Regions from separate parts of the Homo sapiens genome. Here all the other regions are linked to region 1. A link is a loop called in an ENCODE intact Hi-C map of the cell type or tissue named here. Cell type or tissue: heart left ventricle. All regions are shown on one strand. Links, peaks and the distances in the headings refer to the core of each region. The heading gives the core; the rest is flanking DNA.

Evidence for each region. Hi-C counts contacts between places; a loop is a spot of excess contacts. Peaks named below come from ENCODE experiments on the same cell type or tissue, not always from the same donor. Only the 100,000 strongest peaks of a DNase experiment are listed, where the experiment ranks them.
Region 2: it touches region 1 in a loop (2.5-fold over the local background); 20 of 110 quality-filtered maps call a loop at or near these places.
Region 3: a loop joins it to region 1, with 5 times the contacts of the local background. A loop is called at or near these places in 30 of 110 quality-filtered maps.

The regions. Positions count from the first base shown.
Region 1 is chr1:94,057,339-94,065,231 of GRCh38, forward strand. It overlaps ABCA4 (ATP binding cassette subfamily A member 4), which reads right to left. Exons shown (of 50, transcript NM_000350.3): 12 at 5,774-5,979; 13 at 5,239-5,415; 14 at 3,199-3,421. Among named protein-coding and RNA genes, the nearest start is that of ABCA4, 60 kb to the right of the region's middle. In heart left ventricle, for the core only: CTCF peaks have their summits at 4,265 (motif pointing right) and 6,153; a DNase peak (open chromatin) is centred at 4,333; H3K27ac peaks cover 4,231 bases.
Region 2 is chr1:94,170,830-94,178,722 of GRCh38, forward strand. It overlaps ARHGAP29 (Rho GTPase activating protein 29), which reads right to left. Exons shown (of 23, transcript NM_004815.4): 21 at 7,023-7,338; 22 at 6,783-6,891; 23 at 1-3,920. The coding sequence ends at 3,040. Among named protein-coding and RNA genes, the nearest start is that of ABCA4, 54 kb to the left of the region's middle. In heart left ventricle, for the core only: no CTCF peak of the experiment used is centred there; no DNase peak of the experiment used is centred there.
Region 3 is chr1:94,459,343-94,467,235 of GRCh38, forward strand. ABCD3 (ATP binding cassette subfamily D member 3) reads left to right here. Exons shown (of 23, transcript NM_002858.4): 3 at 5,433-5,531. Among named protein-coding and RNA genes, the nearest start is that of ABCD3, 45 kb to the left of the region's middle. In heart left ventricle, for the core only: a CTCF peak has its summit at 4,584; no DNase peak of the experiment used is centred there.

The sequences.
Region 1 (7,893 bases), core at 1,237-6,236:
AAGCAAATCCTCGGTGAGAAGAGTGGTAATATGGAGAAATATAGCTGGGACAAGGGAGGAAGACCTGGGTAGGGGGTCTTGGAGCATCTCCAGGGCCCTGGATAAACCAGGTATATGGAAAACAAAAGAGGGAGATGGGAGGGAACTCCAGAGGAGCTTCAACATTTTGCCTGGGGCCTGGCCTGTCCTATGCCGTCATCTATACTTGATTTTCTGAGGTTTGCTACCCACACAGGTGAAAATACCAGTAATTAATCCAAATCACTTGGAAGTGGATTGATCCTCCCCATCCATGAATATCACACAAATATATTTCCTAGAACCTGCTGGCAGTACTCAGTAACTTTCACATTAACCAATGAATCAATCACTTTGGCTATGTAGAAAATAGGACCAAACTAGCAACTTTTGCTAGGGGAACTGCTATCCAATTACACTATAGGATAAACTGAGATTGTCAAAGGTATTAGACCTTCTTGGTTATCTTTTGCTGGAGGCATCCTATGAGGCACTTTACTCTCTGAACACGTAAATGAGTACATAGAATTCATCCTGTGCTCTTCCCAGGAACATAAAGGAACAAATAGGTCCATGTCCTAAATGAGTTCTGATCAGTTGGCAGTAGTTCCCTGGAGCTCTGGCTTCCTCTCATAGAAAAGAGACCAATGAGCTGTATCTGTGATGGGCATGCGAGAGCTGAGTGGAACGAATGTGCCATTTGTCTGCTGTGGCTGCCATTTCTCCTTTCTGCTCTCCTGCCTGTGGGTACTGACAGAACAGACTGAAGAACAGATAAAACAAATGGCAAAGGGGAGCGGGGCACAGAAGAGACCCACGCTTAACTGGAACCCAAATTTGAGGAAATCTAAATAAAAGTCTAAATTAGGACTCAGAGCTCCTGATTTTGTGTGTCACCCACACGCAGCTCCATAAAAGCAAGTCCATGGCTGAACATGTGGGTTTTGGATGGAATCACTTTAAGGTAGTTGTTGCAGTTCTCAGAAGAATGAAATCAATTTCTTTTTTATTTATTTATTTTTTTAGACAGAGTCTTGCTCTGTTGCCCAGGCTAGAGTGCAGTGATATGATATCAGCTCACTGAGACCTCCACCTCCTGGGTTCAAGGGATTCTCCTTGCTCAGTCTCCTGAGTAGCCGGGACTACAGGCATGTGCCACCGCACCTGGCTAATTTTTGTATTTTTAGGAGAGGCAGGGTTTCGCCATGTTGGCCAGACTGCTCTGGAACTCCTGACCTGAAGTGATCCACCTGCCTCTGTCTCCCAAAGTATTAGGGTTACAGGCGTGAGCCACCACGCCCAGCCTGAAATCAATTTCTTATCCTTGCTCAAAACAAAGTCCCATAAACTTTTAGGACTTCTAGGACCACAAACTTCTAGGACTTTTCACTGACTTAAGCCAGAGGTGTAATTCACTCTGTGACCCTACAGTTTCACCAGCTGTGGCTTCCTCAGATGGCCACTTTTCTTTTTGTTTCTAATAGCTCGAGTAACAAAGGGACCTTCCCATTGTCCCTGCTTCCAGCTTCTTTCCTGTGTTGTTGAGGTGGGGAGGAAGAGACAAGGGAAAGGTGGGAGAGTCATTCAAAGGAAAACCCTGTTTTGGTATGGAAAGCCCTGTTTCCGTCATCACTGGAACAATGTTCTAGTTCCCACAAAGAGAAACCCTTTTGTGCATGAAACTCCTGGTGAACATTCTTTACCTCACATCGTAAAAGCTTTGAAGACCTAATGGCCCATTCTTAGGAGGGCAGATCTCAATGCTGCTTATCAACAAGCCAGGCAAAATCTCATGGCTGTTGCTAGTCAGATGTTTACACATTTTTACTCCTTTAATTCTGAGGACACAAACATGTTGGTACTGGGAAAAGAAGCAGACTGAGGGATGGGAAAGAACAAGGGAAACCTAGATAAGGACAAGGGGCTCAGCTCCTCCCCTCATCTCTTAGAACTTTGGTGCCCTTTGCAAATGTAAGCCCACATCCAGGTGGGGTCAGGTTGTTTGAGCAGAATGACCTCTACCTTAGCATTTGTCTTGTTAGGACTCTAGCACAGAGCATAACCAAGGCCACAGATCACTGGATCATGGAGCAACATTAAAAAGACAAAACCTTCAGATTTAGTACATTTTACCGTAAGGAGAAAGGGCAAGATTTGGCTTAACTGGAGATGTGTTGTTTGAACAGGATCTGATGGAACATTTGTGGATCAGGTGGGTACCAGATATGGGCCAGCATGGGATGGGAGACACTCAGCCAGTCTGTGGTCACTACACACACTGCCTAGTGTGGTACAGCACTTCCTATCATGATGGGGAAGAAGTAGAACAAGCTCAATCAGTCCATCTCAGGAGCCTGTAAAGCCTGAAGTCTAAAAATTATACCAAATTCCACCCAATAAAATATAAAAAATGACCTAAATTTATATCCTTATCATTTAACAAGTACAAACTATCATCTACGGTGGAGGAGCTAAAAATGAAGGATAGCAGCGCATTGCAAAATAATGTTTCATTTCCAAGTCTAGCTCTCAGAGGAGTTGCAAGTTTGCAGAGGACAGACCAATAGATGCTGCCTGTGGCTATAAAAACTCCTTATCACTGAGGAAGGATGGACTCCAAATTCCATCCTTTAAAAGAGAGAGAGGTGTTGGAGCTTTTTCAGGCAGCAGAATGTTTTTTGGTGAAGCCATGTAGGAGGTGACCATGATGATGATAAGTAAATAATCCAGATCTCCTCCCCTACTGCTACTGAAAAGGCAAAAGGCTTTCCCCATTTCAACTCTAGCCAGTAGTTAAAATTGTAAGCCCAGGAAAACACTCCCTGAACTGATTTTTTCTGTGTTTGGAAAGAGAAGACCACTTTAATTACACTATCACCCTGTGCAGGGCTCTGCTAATAGCAGCTTCTCCAGATGGTCACGGAATGGGACTGGGAAGTCTGTGTGGACCATGGACCCCTGGGCAGGAAGTGGGAGATGGGAGGATGCTGTGATACAGTGGCTCCTTCAGGAGATTTCGTCTCTTTGAGTGTCTCCCACGTTGGCTAAAAGGAAGGGCTGGGAAGCTAGATGTCACGCTCTCCTTGGTGGCCACATGACTAATCCAGGCACATGAACAGGAGGAAAGGGGAAAGGAACCAAAGTATTCAAGATTTTCTGGGCCTTCTCCATTTGGCTTACCATGATGAATATCGTCAGGAGGAAGATGCTCATCGACATGATGGAGAAGCTGTCCAGGAACCAGGTACACCAAATCACTGCATTGGAGACACCCTGATTTTTCAAGGTCTCCTTCAGTCGCAACTCCTTCTCCAAGACGATGCTCTTCACAGTCATGGAGACAGAGTAGATCCATGCCAGCACCATGAAGATAGGGAAACAGCGGTTCAGGATGATCATGAAACTAAAGCAAAAGGAGAGAAGCAGAATAGTAGAGTGCTCTGTACCTGGTAGAGGCAGAATAAATGTTTGTTGAATGAATGTGTTGAGAACAAAGCCCAGATGGAGGGAAAGGAAAACAGGAAAACCTCCCCTGGACATTTAATGGGCTGGAATCTTTTAACACATTCCATGTTAGCCCTGAAGCATTATTTTTTGTTTATAGCAGAGTGCTGGCTTTCTGGTTAGCCCGGGTGAATGCTCTGCAAGTAAAATGTGTCAATAAAATTATATCCTCTATGTCAAAGATCTTCCCTGTAAGGCCTTGCAAGGAAAAAACTGCAGACTTGATGATGTGGATGGGATCTGAGTAGACAGCTACATGCTGACACTGAAACCCAAGAGGGTGGAGGACTGACAAGGGCAAGTGGTGGTGGTAAGAGCAATAACTTGGCTCCCCAAGGGGTCAGCCGCCCCAGCACAGTCTGCCCTGGAAGGTCAAACCCTAGTTACACAAAAAGACACACAAAATAACTAATCAGTTTGGCACTTTCAGAAGGCGAATGATCCATCAATACATCAGTTATCCAACAGCCACTGGACCCACCACCAGCCATGCACAGGTGGAGGAGACCCTGGTATATCCACCTGGCAAACAGGATAGATTTGATACACTGGAACGACTTTCTTGTGAACTTTACACGTTTTCCCTGTGTTTCATGTGCTAGTAAAGCCCTTGGGATTATTATCTATTGAAAACTGTTGTGTGTTGTCACTGAAAGGGCCCAATTCCAGCATGGGAGGGTTTCACTCAAGGTGGCCCTAGGGAGAGAAGCATATGTTCGTAAAGCATGCACTTCTGGGACTAGCCACCAGAGGACTCTCCCATACCAAATGACCCAGCTCCCTATTGCCTCCCCACACCCACCTCACTTCCCCACCAGCCACTCCCGTCCTGATCCTAAAGTGGACCTGGGCTTTCGCCCCTGGCTCCATTTCCCAGCTCTGCCTATTGTCCGAACCCAAACTAACTGCAGACTGGCCACTGTTATCTCAAGTTTTCTGTAGAGCTGAGGCTGGAAAACCCATTGGACAGTTATTAAAAGAGGGTTTCCTGTGTCCACACTGAGTTTTAGGTGAACTCAATTGTAGATCTCTGCTGCTGTTTTGGTAGTGTGTCTGACCCCATCTATAATGACAAATGAGCCTCCCAACCCTCCACCCCGGCCCTTTCTCTACCACCCCCCAAATCCATATTCAGTCAAACAGTAGGCTGCTTGCTTGGCTTATTCCTGGTCAACAGATATACAGGCCTGGGATGGGAGTGTCCAGGGAGGCAGGTCCTGAGCTCATCCAACACATTCCTCTGCCTTGTCATTGAGCATACATCATGGAAATGTTAGTTAGGGAAGGGGCTGCATTATTCCAGGGCTCCCAGGAACCAGACCTACTGGCCATACAGAGTCCAAAATGAATGCTGATGTGGCAATCATTGGGCAAACATTCTGACCAGAACCCTTCCACATACCAAACATACTACATAGTGGGGAATTTGTCCCCTCCCCCAGCCTCACTTTCCTTGCTTTAATTTTCCCCTTCCCTTTTCCAGCTACAACATCAACTCTTTTCCCTTTCCCACCACTGCACTGACTCATCTGTGCCTGCCTGGAGCTTGGGAGAAGCAGGTTCCTCAGTCAGAGCTCCATGCTCTCCAATTTGGCTCTGGTCCCTGGGGCTCTCTCTAAAGACATGGAAGCCTTGAGGGCACCCCCAGCCCACCCCAGCCCACTCCAGCACCCCCATTAGCGTGTCATGGAGGAGGATCGCGAACTTCAGACTCACGAATCGTCCACGAAGCAGGGGTAGGGCATCTGCTGGAGGTAGATTCCAACTGGAGCCTCCGCCTGCACCTGGCTCCTTGTGATCCCCTGTTCAACCATGTCCTGCAGATAGGCAAACCCGCCCCAGATGTACCGGAAATCTTCCACGGGATCAGCTCTGGGACCAGAATCCCAATACCTGAGAAGACACAGAGGGACAAAGGATGGGAACGGGCTTGGATAGCTCACTCACACCTCCCGACCACAGGGTGACTCGGAACTCATTCTCTTAAAATCTTTCTCCTAAACGCTTCAAAAGGATCCAATTCTATTTCCTAGTCCTCAGTTTAAATCTCAGTTTTGAATATTAGCCACAATGTGACTCTGTAATTGCTTTCATTCAAGGACTCTTTGTTGAGCTTTATAAAATATCTTATTTTTTCTTATTTAACTTAATTTTATTGATTTATGAGTCCAGTCTCAATCCCTTTCTCTCTACCAAATGTAATTTCCCACTGACTTTGGAGAAATGCAGCGAGCCCTTCCTGAAACATCACCTGTCTTTAATCTTATTGGTTTTCTCCACCACGTCTATGTCCATTCGGATCTTATACTTCACGTGGGGTGGTAGAGAGCTGGTCCAGGGATACATGTCAGGGAATACCACTCCGGCCCAGAACATGTTTTCCTCCAGTAGAGAGAGGGCACGTTGGGTGAGCTGAGTTTCATCATTGTAGCTTTCAAACTTATCCAGGACCAAGCACTGCAGAGAGTCACAAAGTTGAGAGAGTGTGAGGAGGACCAACTGCAAAGACTCAACTCTACACACAGAAAGTCACAGGATAAGGGCTGCTGTCCCAGGAAATGGTCAAATGCAAGGAGGCCTATAAACTTAATGTTTGCTTAACTCCAGAGTCTGGTGTTAATTTTTCAACGTGTCCAGATGTAGGGGCGCCAGAGAGCTTGGAAGTGCTGACGTGCTCTTATCCCTGCAGAGCTAGTGAGGACCACACTTTCCAGATGTCCAAGGCTGTCCAAATATGCAAGTCTTCAAAATGACAAAAATACTCCAGGCTTTTACTCTCCAGCATGGGGAGGCGAGGGAGTGGGGTCACACTGGCTACAGCCTGCTTTGAAGATCAGAAAGCCTGACGATTAAAGAGCTTTAAAGAGAGAGAGAAACATTCCTAGCCTTGAACCTTTCTGGCTCTCTCCAAACACACAGGATGGCCAGCTGAGGGAAGAGCAAGGAGGAAGAGAGAAAATAACAGACAGCCAAAATAACTTAGTCAGGGAAATCACTTCCAATTACAATTCTGTGACAAGTAATGCTGGGGGAGGAGGAATTTCTATAATATGCCTCTTTTCTTCTCCTGGAAGAGGAAAAAAAAAAACCATTACCCACAAAAGAGCAGAACTAAGAATGTTTGAAAATTTGAATATGATGGTTGTCCTCCTGTATAGATTTGTTAAAGCACTTATATTGCTATTTGCATCTATTTCCTTTTCTTTAACCTCCTGTTCCTATCATTGTGAGGGCTATTGGTGTCGACATTTCTTTCTTAGCATGTAACTCACAAGAAGTCAGATGGTCTTGTCTTGATTAAGTTGTTCCCTGAATGCATACTGAGAATCTGCAATGTGCCAGAGCCTGGTCGACTCTAGGAATACAAGAAGGAAAGATAAACATCTCTTCCTGAAAGAAAGTTGAGAGCTAATGAGGGAGAGGATTGGAGCAAACCAACAACCATAATGTGGAAGGATCAGGTTCTAATGAAAGCAAGCCCAGTGTATTGGGGAAGCCCAGCGGAGGGACGCAGCTAAGTCTTCCTGGAGGGATCAGGGAAGGCTGCCTGGAGGAAGAGCCTCCTGAGTAGGAGGATAAGCAGGAATTAGCCGAGGAGAGGAAAGTGGGGGAAAGGTCAGCTCAGGCACAGGGAACAGCACATGAGGTATCTGGGGACCTACAAGAATAGATCAGTGGTTCCCATCTGTGGCTGTGCTTTAGAACCACTGCGGAGCTTTAAAAGATACCTATGCCAGGCCCTACCCCAAGCAATTAAATCAGAATCTCTAGTGGCAGGGCCAGGGCATCCATATCTTGTAAAAAACTCCCTAGGTAATTGCAAGGCACAGAAGGGAGTGTAGGGTGAAGGGAGGTGAGTGTGACAGCAGCACTAGAAAGGAGGGTGGGACCGGACGGTTTGCCCTGCGGGACTCAGTAGTATGAACGACCAATGCAGGGCTTCCCCGGACACGTGCTTTCAGTGCTAAGACCAGGGGAGTTCTGGGCAGGCCTTAAACAGCCACAGAAGCTAATGTAGGGTTTTGAGCTGGGATATCACCTATGGGATCAGACTATGATCACTGGTAGTGGAGAGGGGGGAAAGCAAGCAGGAAGACTGGGTTATTGATGTACTGCAGGCTTTAAGGAACAGATTCATCCCCACAAACTATCTGTGAGTTACCTGGAATCCTCATTTTACTGAAGAGGAAACTGAGCTTTATAAAGTATCTTATTTTTTTGAGGAGACCTGCCTGAGGTCACCCAGAGAGACAGTGGCAGAGCTGGGACTCCCTCCCCAATTTCACCTTCAGGCCTAGAGTTCTTCCTGCCACACCAGGAACCGTGGGAAAGGCTGGATCCACAGCCTGGCGCTCAGGGCCCTCACTACTA
Region 2 (7,893 bases), core at 1,730-6,729, 110 kb after region 1:
TTGTTAGACTTATTCTTAGGTAGAGTATTTTGTATTTTTTAATGATATTGAAGAGATCTTTCTAAAAACTTCCATTTCTGTTAGTTGCTGATATCTAGGAATACAACTGACTTACATACTGATTGTGAATGTAGCAAATTTGCTAACTCCTAGATGTTAACTGAATAGTCTACATATATAATCATATCAACACATCACCATAATTTCCTGCCTGTAGGAAAGAAAAACCCACAGAATTCCACTGACTATAAGTTATTTAACAATATACAATGGTTGTCATTTAGAGAGATGTTTCCAGTTGTATAAATACTGTAACACAACGATAGCTGGGAATAGTGTAGCCATAGTACCATCTTTAAATCACCCAAATAACTGAGGTACAATTCTATCTGCTTGTGAGTTCACTAGGCAACAAGTCTCAGGGATCATATAGTCTTTGTCTCTGTATCAAAACAAATACACTGCCTAAGGTACACTAAAAGTAATTTAACATACTGTACTCATAAATTCTAACTAAGTTCTCTGTAGGTAAAACATGGCTAGGGAAGTTATGATCAACCCTTCAGAAATGACTTCTTCTGAGTCGTTTGGACAATACGCATCATCTTGGACAATACGCCTCCCACAAGGCTTCCTGGTGTTCTGGCAGCACTAACAGGGCTCCTGCTGTTGCCCTTTCCTTTTGGTCACGTATCTTTCCATGTTGCAAAAAACAACTTCTGGATAAATGATTTCCACCACACTATTAGATAGCACAACACAGTGCACACTGTGGATCCTCTAGAAATAGCAACCTCTTCTCAAGAGATACTTGCCTCAGGGCCCCAGGAAACTAGAAAGCATCTAGAGGCTTAAGGCTCTACGCTGGACAAAGTGCCAGGGAGCCCTAAAGGCAGAAAGGACCCAAAAGTGAAATTCTCATTTTTAAGCTGTGAGGGAAAACAGAGAAATGAGTTTATTACATGATATAACCTTTGGGTGGGCTCCATATATTAAAAGAGAACTGAAGAAGTTTAAAAGTACATTTTCTAAGTTTTAGTATAGGATGATGATAATGTTCTGGAGATGAATAGGTGCTCATGGTTGCAAAACAATGTGAATATACTTAATGCCACTGAACTATATGCTTAAAAATGGTTCAAACAATATACTTAAAAATGGTAAATGTTATGTGTATTTTACCACAATAAAAATTTTTTAAAGTTGCATTTTCTATTGTTAAAAACTACCAGATATTATTTAGTAATCACAGTCATTAAGAGCACTAACCATCAAAATCTGACAGCCCTATGTTTGAGATTTGACTCCACCTGTTACACCTGTGGAACACTGAAGCAAGTCATTTAACTAAGCCTTAGTTTCCTTATCTGTAACACAGAAATAATAACATGCTTACCCACCCATTATAGGTTGCTGTGAACTTGAAATAAAATAATCTATGTAGCACCTTGGCAAAGTTCCTGGCACACAGAGAAGGCTCAATACACATGGGCTCTAATTTTCTTTTTAGGTATTCATAGCAATATGATTATTTTATATTTTGTACAATGAGGACTAAAAACAAGCCTTCAGAAAAAAAAGGGCTGGTTATTGCTCCCTAGACCTTTACATCACATAGAACTATAAAACAGGTTTCCATAAAATTCATTCCACATTGTAGTCAACGGATGTATGATCCTAGGTGTTGACTTCTAAGCCAATGGTTAATAACCTTAAACTCTCATACTGTAATAGGCAACAACTGAAAAGAAGCCACGGGAACATGAAATAATTTAACAAGTTGATATATATATATATATATATTATCAAGTATAACACAGTCATACAAAAACATTTAGTAGAAATATAATTCACACATAAAAACAGTCTACTTATTTTTTGTCCCTTTTATATCCTATTTTAGGCAAAATGATAAAACCCAGAAAATAACAGGAATGTACTAGTCCTAAAAACTGGACCTTTTATAAATGAAACAGATCCGATCACCTATACCTTCTCTCAAATTCCAAATAATGAGGCTTACTGACCTGTACTCTCAGAATCAACTTAAATAAATTTTAGCTTGATTTGGATGAAATATGTACTTTCAGTTGTTGACAATCCAGGTAGAACAAGTACATAAAATGATTCCTAAGTCAAAACATTTCATACAAAAGGAATGGTTTTAACCCAGACAAATCAAGAGGAAATGCACTGAATTCAAAAACTTCTGAAACAGGCATTTTTTGGACCATTTATAAAATACTAAAAAGTTCAGAACTGCTGAAAAACAAAAGTTTATATAAAATAAAGCCAAGGGGTGAAAAACTATCAAATGTATTAAAACCATCTAAAGCCAAATATAATATAACTGAATATATAATTTAGAAACAGGTTTAAGTGCATTTTCTTTGTACAACTGACTATCACATGTAAAAACTGGCAATTAATTAAAATGCAATTAAATACAGATTTGCAAGCCTTCTGGCCATTATGTAAACATTTAAAAATTAACTGAATTGCCAATTGAAAAATAAGAGCTTACATACGTATCTTAAAAAAGCACAAATGGTGAAAGATGCACTATAAAATTGTGTGACAAAACATATGCATACCAACAAAGATCTTTTTAGGCACTTGCATTCAGAAACATTCCTTTTATAAATAAGCACTTATAACAGTTCCACTCCAAAAAATAAACCTGATTTTCCCAAATTGCACCTATTAGTTGAGACTATATCATATATTAGGGATGCATTCAAATGGACCATTTGGTGGGGAAAGTCAACTGAACTTTAAAAAATACGAATCCACCTATCTTATTCACAACTTTAAAAATACAGAATTTAAAGATAATTCCAGTGAGGCACAAATGTGACCCTATCAAAACATTCTACCATTCAGTATTACCAACAGAGGATAAATACAACAACAAAAGGCAAAACCCATGATTTGGCAGTCCTATACAAAAGAGGCCCTGTCAAAACATTCTTTCACAAAACAAGCACAATACCACAAAATAACACAACAACAACAAAAAAACCCTGAAATTTGACATCCCTACACAAATTGTGGAATTTCACCTTCGAGGTCTTCAAACTGTTGCATTCGTTTTAGCCTTGGTCTCTGACACATTGGATTCACATCAGGCAAGCCAAGCTCCTCAGAGTCTTCTTTAGGTTGACCAGTTGCTTGCCCAGGACAAGCTGATGCTTTGTCTGGGTCTGGCATTGACTTCACCACGAGACCGTGGGGATCGTGATCTGTGCCAGGAGGCACTGCTGCTGAGGGTGAAGCTGGCTTCTCCTCATTCCCCCTGATACTGATGATGGGAGCATGTGGTTTATAAAATGTTGTCCAATGTTGAGGCTGCAGTGTTCTGGGTGCTCTGACAGGAGCGAGAGGGTAGGAATCTGAAGACCGTCTCTCAGATGCCTCTCTCACTGACCTGACTGGCTCTGCATATGGCTTACTGGGTTGAGTGGCATTGATAGAATGGTCCCCACTAATCTGGAGGCTTGTTGTCACTCCTTTTTCCTGGAGTGCACTGGGCATGATCATTGTAGTCTTGGCAGTTAGGCTGTTTTGTTCATACTGTTTGTCCTGAATTTTCTGTAGAGTTTGCTGGTCAAAGCCATTAAATTTGGAACAAACAGTAGTAGCAGCGTCTTTTCTATTAACTCCTTCAAAGGCAGGATTCTTGCAAAACTTGTCTAAATTTACATTTCCCATATTTCTGCCATTTCTCTCATTAGGAGGACTTGCAAGAAGTAGTCTATCTACAGGCAAACTTACAGGTCTAATCTTGGTCCTTGGAGTATGCCTCTCCACATTGTTTGTTGACCTATCAGATTTCAGAGAAAGTGGCTTAGGGGTTTTACCATCTTCTATCTTTTGGGATGCTGATTCAGCCTCTTGGTCTAGAAGCAACTGTGCTTTGTCTGAAAATGAAAGAAATCTATTTAAGTTTGTGGCACATGGTTAATAAGAGAGTTTGAATGAGTTAGAGATGAACACTCTATCAAGACAATATGAGTCTTACATATTTTTTCCAAAATAATATTCTCAGTTACCTATGTGGAGGAGTTAAACATTTGCACAGTATTAAAGGTGTATATTGAATTTAAAAGTTCAAATTTTTTACTCATTTAAATCAACATGAACAGCTACAAAACACAAAAAAAACACTTGCTGAGTAACTTCTTTTTAAGTGCTGTGCATGAACAAGTACTTTCTGGGTCAAAAGACTATCACAATTTCAATAGGCAGACATTGGAAAATTAACCTCAGAAAAGTGACACTAATTTACACACCAACCAGATGTAAGTGTGCCCTGAATCCCAAGGATTTTGCCAACTCACTCAATCTGCTTTTCAGTTACACTCAACCCAGTGAGAGCATATGATATTAGATGCCTTAGATGCTCTCCATATCTGATCAACTAATAAAGCATAAAATCCATTCTGTCAAATGAAGGCTGAATGCTTTTAAGTTAAAAAGTGCCATTTTCCCCACCTGCTCCCGGATTTTCTTTCTATAGTCCGAACCCACAGTCCATGTTTTCTCACTTAGAAGCCTCAGTTCCTGCATCTATCCTAAAAAATTCCAATTCCAGGAATGTTCCAGCCCTCCATTCTCCTGCTTTTCTGTTCACTGCTGAAACACATCCACCAACTCTGTGCCTTGACGCCATCCTGACTTTAAGCTACAGTCGGCCCCAAGCACAGCATGCAATCCTTTCTCTGCCACCCAGTCCTTCACCCACATCTCTTAGGCAGTGGTTTGCAGACAGGTGCCCACCAGAGTCACTTTTTGGTCATCGTCTCATCTGAACTTCTTCCACACCTGGGACTGCTGGCCTCTCTTCCCTGGGTTCCAAGGCTCTTTTATTGTTTTGTTTTGTTTTTGTTTTTTGAGACAGAGTCTCACTCTGTCACCCAGGCTGGAGTGCAGTGGCATTATCTTGGCTCACTGCAACCTCTGCCTCCTGGGTTCAGGTGATTCTCTTGCCTCACCCTCCTGAGTAGCTGAGATTACAGGTGCCTGCTACCATGCCCAGATAATTTTTGTATTTTTAATAGAGACAGGGTTTCACCATGTTGGCCAGGCTGGTCCTGAACTCCTGGCTTCAAGATCCGCACACCTCAGACTCCCAAAGTGCCAGGATTACAGGTGTGAGCCACCACACCTGGCCCAAGGCTCTTTTGATTTGCTTTCCCAGGTCCTCCACACATTTATAGAGCATTCTAAGGGACCTGGTTCCTTGCAATTGGACTCTAGGCACCAACATATATTCTTAAATTTCTGAGGGAAAAACTTAGAGCATAATGGAGAAGAGCACAGACTCTGAAGCACAGTTGCCTGGGTCCTGGCTCAGCCCTGCCTGCCACTTCTGCACTGGGCTAGGCAATATCACTGTCCTATGTGTCTTCATCTGCGAAATAAGACTCCTATGTGTATCTATGTTGCTGTGTGATCTAAATGATCTACTAGGAAAAGTGCTTAAAATTATCTTGTATGTAATAAACACTGGAAAGTGACATTTATTATTATTACTGTTCCTAAGAGCTTCATGGGATAGCCACAAAGGTTAGGTTTAGTAATCAGAACTGGGTTCAAATGTATTAAGAGAACAACCTTTGGCATTACTTAGTCTCTTTCAGACGGTTAGTTATGGGTTGAATGAGGATAATGCTATTTACTTTATAGCACAGAACTATTATGAAGATCAAATAGAATCAAACAAATAAGCACAGTGCTTAGCACAGAACAGGCAGGTACCTGGTGAATGTTAGTTCCATTCCTTTTTTTTTTCTTTGAGATGGAGTTTCTCTTGTCACCCTGGCTGGAGTGCAATGGCACGTTCTCGCCTCACTGCAACCTCTGCTTCTCGGGTTCAAGTGATTCTCCTGCCTTAGCCTCCCGAGTAGCTGGGATTACAGGCGCCCACCACCACACCTGGCTAATTTTTTGTACTTTTAGTAGGCGGGGTTTCACCATGTTGGCCAAGCTGGTCTCAAACTCCTGACCTCAGGTGATCTGCCCGCCTTGGCCTCTCAAAGTGCTGGGATTACAGGCGTGAGCCACCATGCCCGGCCCTCCTTTCCTTTTTAGACCCTATGATCACTGATACTTGATTACACATTAAATTTAACATATATGGCTGCAATGTAAAAAACTGGAATTTAGCTATAACAATGTAGAAATGACAATACAAATGGAAGCTTTTCCACCAGCTTAACAACTAGCAATGACAGCAACTAATATTATAAAGAGAAAATAAGTGAATAAAATGATCGCAGTCAAGGAAAGAAAAAAGACATACACATCTCTGTGTTTAATAGGTTAAATGTAGGCCACAGGTAAAAAGCATGTCAAAAAAAAAGTAGGACTCTAAAGTTTTTGAATTTCAGGAGTCTAGTTGACTCTGTATGAGCAGTTAGCTCAATGCACTGAACTACGGAACTGGAAGATACTAACGAATATCACATTGCTCAACACATTTCTACCTTGATTTTAGCTGATGGCAAAACTCAAAAACAAAAACAAAATTCAGAAGGAACACAAAAAACATTATAAACTCCAAGATGTCTTATTATAAGAAAGACTTTTATGAAGAATGACATTCATTTAAATGCAAGATACACTAAAAGGCAACTTTCTCAATGGCTAGCCAAGATTTGTTAACTAATAAAGCTTCATTCTCTGGCTTCCCTCATTGCCCCTCACCTTGGTTTTAATCACGGTTCTACTGGTAAAATTTTAAGCCAGCAAACATATTTTTTTTTTACATGGCTACTCACCACTGAGACATGCATCACATTTTCCTAACGCATTTTGCTTGCGTTCTGATTCCTCAAATGATGTAGCTCGTTCAAAAATTTTGCTTTCACTCTCTGAAGTATGGATATCCTGTTGATGCAAGATAATTTTTAAAATGGAAGAAGTAAAACATAACCTCAAAATAAACAGTTCAAAGATCTTTAACTTATTAACATAAATATTACAAAGTTCTAATATAATTCTATAAAGGTCAAACTCACTTCCTTTGAAGAAAAAAATAGTGACTTCATGGAACGTTCAATGTCTCTTTCTTCTGGTGATAACAGAGGCTTTGGAAAACAGCCTTGATCAACAACACCTATGCTACACATAACATCTTGTGGTTGTAGGGACCCATCGAAGATCTTCTGTGAGTAAGTAATGAGAAACTCTACCAAGCGTGCTTGATTTGAATACTCTGCAAGGGAGGAGATGGTGATAGGAGCAGTTGTGGGCCTTGGCCTAATGAGACTTGGTCCAAATATCACCCCCAAGTTTTTGGAGTTCATCTTGTTTTCTTCTGCATGATCTACTACCCTGCAAAGTAGAACACATAAAGTTGTATGAGATTTTCCTATTAGAGTTCCTTGACTGTAGTTTACTATGGAATAGAGAGGGTGGAGGGAAAATGAGCTGCACAAAAATACTAGGGGGAAAAAGTCTAGGAAAAGGTTATATTTATTTGATTAAAATATTGACCACATGCCAAATAGAGTTTCACAGTTTCACAGTATTGGAATAAATTTCAAGTTAAGTAGAAGGAACTACTATAGTTTTACCAGCAGAAAGAAAAAATACCCCTAAAAACTGCTCCCATCTCAGTATATGGTATATCCTCCCAAGTCCTTATACTGGGAACTTAAACATCATTGTCAGGTGTCTCACTACCCATCTCCAAGTCTAGATGATTCTCCCTTCTGAAGATCTCAGTTCCAACACCATTCCCACTCCTCTGGCCTCACTTCAAGCTCTTACCACCTTTTATTTCTATGATTATTCAAGGAGATCTGAATTGTAATAAAGGCCTCCTCTCCAACTTAGTTTCCATATTGCTGCCAGAAATATCTAAAAGGCAAATCTGAGCCTGTCAAA
Region 3 (7,893 bases), core at 1,868-6,867, 400 kb after region 1:
GTATACATTCCTTTGGACCTATACTAGTTTCCTTAGGCATTGTGCTTAGAATGGAATGTAGTTGTCCAGTTATGGCCTGACTAGCATGGAATATATCAGCATGATTACATTTCTTGATATGAATACAATATTGCTAAAATTCATCCTAAAATTGCTTTTAATTCTTTAACCGTAACTATTTTTTACATTAAGTGGAATTTATGGTAAATTATAAACTTCAGGTGTATTTTTGACAACTCTATATCTCTACATGTTATATTCATGATAGATTTATTGAGATATATATACCATAAAATTTATCCATTTAAGTGTATAAATGAGTAGTTAGTGTAGTCACAGAGTTGTGTGGCTATCACCACTACCTAGTTTTAGGAAATTTTCATCTCTCCAAAAAAATCCTGTACTCATTAGCAGTCATTCCTTATTACCCTCTTCCCCCAATCCCTGGCAACCACAAATCTGTTTCTGTCCCTGTTGACTTACCTGTTCTGGACATTTCAAATAAATGAAATCATATAATATGTGGCTTTTTATGCCTAGCTTCTTTCACTTAGCACAATGTTTTCAAGGTTCATCATGTTGTTGTATCAGTATTGCATTCCTTTTTATTGCTGAATAGTGTTCTTTGTATGCATATACCACATTATGTTTATCAGTTCATCAGTTGGTGGACATTTAGGTTGCTTCTACTTTTTGGCTATTATGAATAATAACAATGCTGCTATGAAAATTTGTGCACAAGTTTTTATGTAGAGATATGTTTTTATTTCTCTTGGGTGTGTATCTAGGAGTGGAATTGCTGGGTCATATGTTAACGCAGTTGCTTTGTTTTAGATAAACATTAATTTATTGCGGTAAATGTCAGCTTATTGGGTTTAACCTACTATCTATACCATTAGTCTAATTTTTAGTGCAATTCTCACATCTGGTATGTTAAGTAGAAGAATTATCTACAAATTTAATTTGCCTTTCCTTTCTTTCACAGAACTGCTGATAGTATTGACTATGTAAGGACCAAGGAGATTGCTCTGTGACATCTCTTAATCTTTGTTTCTGGTTATTCAGCTGTGACTACATCCAACTATAGCAAAATCTGGTTCTTATTTCTCCATTGAGACCACAATAATTTTATAAGAAACATCTAATTCCTTTATTAATTTATTAATTCACTTAGTAAGTCAGTCTTTCAGTAAGTAATAAGTTTCCACCCTCATGGAGCTTACATTCTGCATATCAGCTAGTATGCTAGTTATGGTATCCTTAACAAATAAGAAAATTAGAACAATTTAACATGACGTACTTTCAGTAAACTGATGCTGGCTTCTAGTGATTAGTGTCTCTCAAGTCTTCCCCAACCCTCCATGTCAGTGTCTGTTCTCTGAATATCCTGGTGATTGACATCAAGATTGTTGTTCTTTAGTCTCTGTAATATTTCCTTCCTAGTCTTTGAAAAATGTGATAAGATGTGCTTATGTCCACTTCTCTGGCATATCTCCAGCTCCGTGATCTCTCATGTCTAAGTTCTATCTGAGTAATCAAATGTTAGTTATCTGAACTTAGTCATATCTCTTATTTGCATATTGGATATCTGCAAGTTCTAGGACAGCTAGATTCATTTTACTCATTTTTTTCTTATTTTTCTGTACAATATTTTAGCATATACTTATTTGCTGGTTGCATAGTGTGAGAAAGATAAATTTAGGTTATATTAAGTGATTGGCAATAAAAAGGACACAATATGCACACTGATAGCACATTTGTTAAATGTATAGGAAGTACACACGTGTGCTAAAATGAAATCTAGTAGGATATGTAACAAAGGCAGTAGGTTTAATTTTCTTATTTTTGCTCGTCAGAATTTTCTAATTTTTCTACAGTGAATATGTTACTTTTGAGGAAAGCAACTTAACGTATTTTTTTGGTAGAAATTTTTTATATCCTTTGTGATGGAGATAGGGTGGGGAGAGGCAATTTTCATAAGACGTGAATTTTAAGGAGGAAAAAAGAATTTAATTAGAAAGTTGGAGAACAATATAATGAAATTCAAAATGTATAAAGATAAGTACTGTGCTGGGTTCAGTATTTAGCATTCCCATGCATATTTTTGTATTTTGGCATGTGTGTGTATGTGTGTGTATCCATAAACAATATAGTTAGAATTACTTTACATATTTAAAAGTTTCATAAATTCATGTGTAAAATGAATTGCATGTATCATTCTAATTTTTTCCAGCATACTAATTTTTAGGTCACTTCATGTTTAAAGCTGTAGACCTGCTCTTTCATATTCTGTTTCTGTGTATGTGAGCTGCTTTCTTTTTTACAGTTGTATAGAGTTTTCATTGAATAATTTTGCTATGATTTATGTAATATTGGTGTACATCAGGTTGTTTTTAATTTTATGGTATTATAAACGAGTACGATGTTTTTATTTGTGTGGCTAAGCATATGTGCAGGTATATTTGTAGGGTAAGTTCCTGAAAGTAAATTTACTGGGTTATTTTACATTTTACAGTCAGTGTACATTTTACATTTTGATAAATGATACATAATAGTTGTACCAGTTTTCACTTTTCCCTACAATGTATAGGAATACTTATACTCTGTCAGCACTACATGGCCTCTTATTTTACTGCTATTTCAAACATCTTTTTCAGTCAGTCTCACCTACGGTGATTGACGTATCAATAGGAACTTCTCATTGTACTTTGACCTTTGTTACCTTTTGAATTTTAGGTTTTCTTTTTTCCTTTGTTGCATTATTACTTCGACTTCTCAAATAGCTTTTAATGATTTGTTTGCTTTTTCTATAATGTTCATGTTAAACTTATATCACCACAGTGGTCTTTTTTTTATATTTAAAAAAATTATTGGGAAGTTTAGAAGTGGGAAAAGTGGTCTTTTTTTGTATTTAAAAAAATTACTGGGAAAGTTTGGAAGTGGGAAAAGTTCATTGTGAATTTAAAATGAATTCTTAGGAAAGGCTAGTAATATTATGTACTGCCTCTATAGTTACTCTTATTTAGATTGGTTTCAGGTAGAGTTTTGCTGTGATCAAGATTCCTGACATCTCTTTGAATTCAGCCCTTCTGAGCCAGCCTCCCAGTCCAGGTGATCCTTTGCAGAAAACAATGATAATTTGGAAGAATATAGTTAGTTCCTTTCATGGATTGAAACGTAATGAAAATCCATCAGGTTTCAGTCAGTTTAAGGATAGGGAAAGTGACAATAGGAACAGAAGAAAATGAGGAGGAATTTTATACAAGTTAGCAACTAATATTTTAAAGTGTTTCAACGTTACTCTCTTGTAATTCTTTTTTTCTAACTTTCCTCATTGTTTGTCTTAGATCATTTCTTTAGAGTAGCTAGAAACAGGTGGTCCTCTGTTTAACTCAGATGTCCATTTCACCTCAGGATTGTGCCACTTAAAGTTCCAGCTAGCAATAGAGAAGGGTGTTGCCTACAGGTAAGGCAAGGTGAAGTGAGGAGGGAGTGGTGATGGCGATAGGAGGAAGAACAAGTAGTTTAACTTCTTTTTTTAAAAAGGTAGTTAATATGTATCACCTTTTCTTTACTCTTTTCTTCCTATGTTTTCTGGGTTTGGGGAAAATACAAACAGATTAGGTTGAATGTGTAAGGTTTAGCTTGAGGAGAATAGGCTAGTTCAACTAACTGGACTGTGAGTGGGGCTTTTTGTCTGTTTTGTTTGCTGTTGTGTGCTTATCATTTGGAATAGGGTTTGGATCAAGTAGTTGTTTGTTGAATGAATGAATGTAAGCATGTATGAATTAAGTAGACTGAGCCTGTAACTCAGTAGGATGAGGTTTGCAACTTTGTCTGAAAGACCTGAAATGCTGAGTCTCTGTTCCAGCAGTTGCAGGGTAGGTGGATTCTTTTCCAGTTCCTCCTATTGTAGTCTTTCTAGTCTAACCCTATAAACACAGTGCCTTCAGACTTCCTTTTTTGGCCTACAGTTCTGCACTGCACTCAGTGCTTATTTCTTAGGATTATGTCTATAAAGCCTTAGCACAGTGTCTGACACATAGTTGGTAGTTATTATTATTCTAATTCAGTACCCAAACAGTTCACTTAAGGCTCATCAAGTTAGATATTTATTTAATCAAAGCACATTTACATTATAGCTAACTAATAGCGTTACTCTACTAATACAAACAGGTATTTGTTTGTCAGGAGCACAGTAGTTAGCCAGATAAGTGAGCTGTGATAATGGAGTTGGGGAAAGGGTTAGTCAGGGAATTGGGGTTTTTCTGGAGTGTCTTGCCTTTTCCAAGAAGTTTCCCCTGTCCTTCCAAACAGTCCAAGAGTAGTAAGTCTCGTCACGTGTTTCCTTATCTTTGCAAATGGTTTAGTACTTCCATTTTCATGGAGCTAGTGAAAATGAAAAAACTCTTGAGAGAGGTAAGATTATCTTCTTTTAAATCCCTCTACACTCACAGTAAGCTCTCAATCTTTACTGTGGCTTCAAGGCTCTGTCCTTTATAAGCCCTGCCTACCTTTTAAACTTCTCTCATTCTTGTTCCCTTTGCTACAGCAATACTGCCATCTTGCTGTGAAATGTGCACACCGATTTTATTTCCAACACTGTATTTTTGTGCTCGTTGTTCCTTGTGCTTCACTCCCTCCCCTCTGCTACCCACTTTAAATAATCACATGGCTTTTTTTTATTTATGTCTAAGCTTAAATGTCAAGAGACTTTTCAGACCATCCTGTGTGAACTGTTCTTTTTTTTCCCCTCATGACCCTGTCTAGTCTGTCTGTAATAATTTATTTATTGGTTTATTTTTTGTCTATGTTTCTCCCGCTAGAATGTGAGCTGCATAAGTGAAAGAACCTTGTCTGTCTTTGAATTTTATGAGGAAGAGAGAGTGAATTGACAGACTGTATATTGGAAATGTTAAATGGTAAATCTAGGAATCCAAAAGTTTCCTCTATTTAATATCAGGCAAAATTCTGTTCAGGATTTTTTTTTTTTAAATATGGTGTTAATCAGGAAGTGGCTAATACAAAACTCAGTAAACCCTTGACCTTTTTTCAGCTGTCTCTCTGACCTCGTCCTCTGTGATGGTACCTTCCTCACAGCTCCAGCCAGGTTGGCCATTTTGTTCTTCCTCAAGCACGTTGCAGGTGTTCACCTTGGTATTTTGCAGTTGCTATTTCTTCTGCTTGCAGTTTTCTTCACCCAGATAATTGTGTGGTTCCAGAACTCACTTCCTTATTCAGTTTTTAGATAACATTGTTTTCTCAAAAACATGTTTGAATATGAGGAGCAGTGTAAGTATGCAAGTCTGTGTTTTGTAAATTCAGTTTTTATCTTGATAGCTGTTTATGTTGACTTAGATGAAACATGGTTCTTTAATTTTATGATATGTTTGTTATAGCTATCTTAAAAGGGCTTCTTTTTTTTAATGCAGAAAGAGGGGAAAAAGGAGCGAGCTGTGGTGGACAAGGTGTTTTTCTCAAGGCTCATACAGATTCTGAAAATCATGGTCCCTAGAACATTTTGTAAAGAGGTAAGTCTTATGAAATTATAATCTTAAGTATATTGGGCCGTTCTTTAATAAAATACCTGAGGCTGGGTAATTTATAAAGAAAAGAGATTTAATTGGCTCCTGGATCTGCAGGCTGTACAAGCATGGCACAGCATCTCCTCCACTTCCGGGGAGGCCTCAGGAAGCTGGCAATCACAGCTGAAGGTGAAGGGGGAAGCCAGTGTCTCACATGGTGAGAGAGGGAGCAAAGGGCCAAGGAGGTGCCACATACTTTTAAACAACCAGATACATGAGAACTCACTCACTGTCTGGAGGACAGCACCATGCCATGAGGGATCTGCCTCCATGACCCAAACACCTCCCACCAGGCCCCACCTCCAACACTGGGGATTACATTTCAACATGAGATTTGGGTGGAGACAGATACCCAAATTAAATTATTAAGTGTTCAACTTTCAAGGTTATGTAAGATTAGAACAGTAAAATCATAACACTTTGGTTATACTATAGGTCAAATGTTTTCTCTGTAGGTCAAGAAGATTACTAAATTTTTGTCTTTAAATCATCACCTGTCATACAAAAAACCTTGTTCAGTGCCAGTTTTTAAATAGTTTTCTCTTGTTTCTGAAGTATTATTTCATTTTATTTTATGTGAAATGCTAGGGTACTGCCATACAGCTACCCTAAATGGTGTTGCTTTGTTATAGTTAAATACTGTTGATAAACACTAGATTAAATTTCAAAAGACAAACCCTTTTATTACATTGAGATGTTAACAAGTCACATTAGTGTGGAGTATATTTGATTAAATATTTTTAAGATATGCAAAATGATATCTGGATTCATCAGTTATTTCATTCAGGAAGTGAGCTGCTTATACGAATAGTTGTATAATTCGTTCCTTTGCTTTTTTATCAAGATTATCTTCATTATTTGATAAACATTTTTAATGATTATTAAAATAATGCCGTATTCTCCATCTTCCTCAGCATTCTCTCATTCTGTAACTAGAAGTATCATTACCTTCAGCTCTTCCTCTTCCCCTTGTCACCCTTTTTGGTCACTGGGATCTGCTAATTTTTCCTATACTTAACTGTTACAAAAGCATTGCAGTTCCCAAAGAAAACGTACATTCCTTCATCATGCTGGATTTGCTCTTTCCCTCACTTTGGCATCATCTCCTGATGATTCTGCCCTTGAGAAATTCTTTTTTTAAAAAAAGTAATGACACTTGTTTTTTCCTAATTAGACAGAGGTAATACATGTTCCTTGAAGAAAATTAGAAAATGCAGCTAGATTTATTTTTTGGCACCTATCAGCCTCTTACTCGTTTTGATATATAGTCATCCTGTGTGCAAGCATATATTTTAATTTAAAAATGGGATCACACACTTTTAAGATCTGCTCCTTCCCTTATATTATAAATGTTCTTTCTAAGTATCCTAAAGTTTCTTATAAATTATTCTCTCCCTTTACATTCCTACTGTTCTCACTATATCTTACCTGGATTATTATATCTTAATTGGTCTTTTTGCTTCTTTTCCTTTTCCAATTTGTATTCTTTCTTAAAATCCTAATCAAAACATGTAACTTCATTTTCCTTATAGGGTAAATCACAACCTGACTTTGGCCTTCCTTTTAATACCATCTGCTTAGGAGATCATTGTTTTACGATCTGGCCCTATGTCCTCAGCCTTTCATTTGTTTACAACATCATGTCTGTGACATCCTGTACGTCCCCACAACAAAAACAAATATGTTTTTAAAAATTGCTTAATGCTTATCTTTTTTGTGAATATTTCCAGTGACTCTTCAGGCATAACTAATTGTCCTGCCTTTGAAGAATCCTTATTTAAAATACAAGCTTCTCTGGAAAGATGCATATGTTACCTTCCAATCAGTTAACAGCTTAATGTTCATTTTAACTATTGCAGGGGTTCAATGAATGTAAAACAAATTTGAAACATTGGATGAGTCCCTGGGAATTAGTAAGGGAGGTAGAAGGGGCTAATTTGGCCAGCTTCCCACCCTCTGCAGGCCTTCTTCCCTTACTTTAACTTCTATGTCACTGTCTTATTGTTCCAATTTAGAAAATTTAAGATCAGCTTTAAATATGTGTACTTGGGGTTGGGGTGGCAGGATTCTCATCTCACAGAAAGATAACTGATTCCCAGCCAGTCACCCAGCATCTTGACTTTCCCTGCTTCGTAATCTGTCTTGCACAGCATTGCTTAAGTAATATTCTTTAAACATCACTTTTTAACATCACTTTTTGTTCTACTGAGAAGCTTGCGAGAATTTTATGTGTGTAAACTCAGTACAGTACCATAGTTCATATGATTTTAATCCCTTTTTTCCCCCATTAAATCCTTCATCTTTTTTA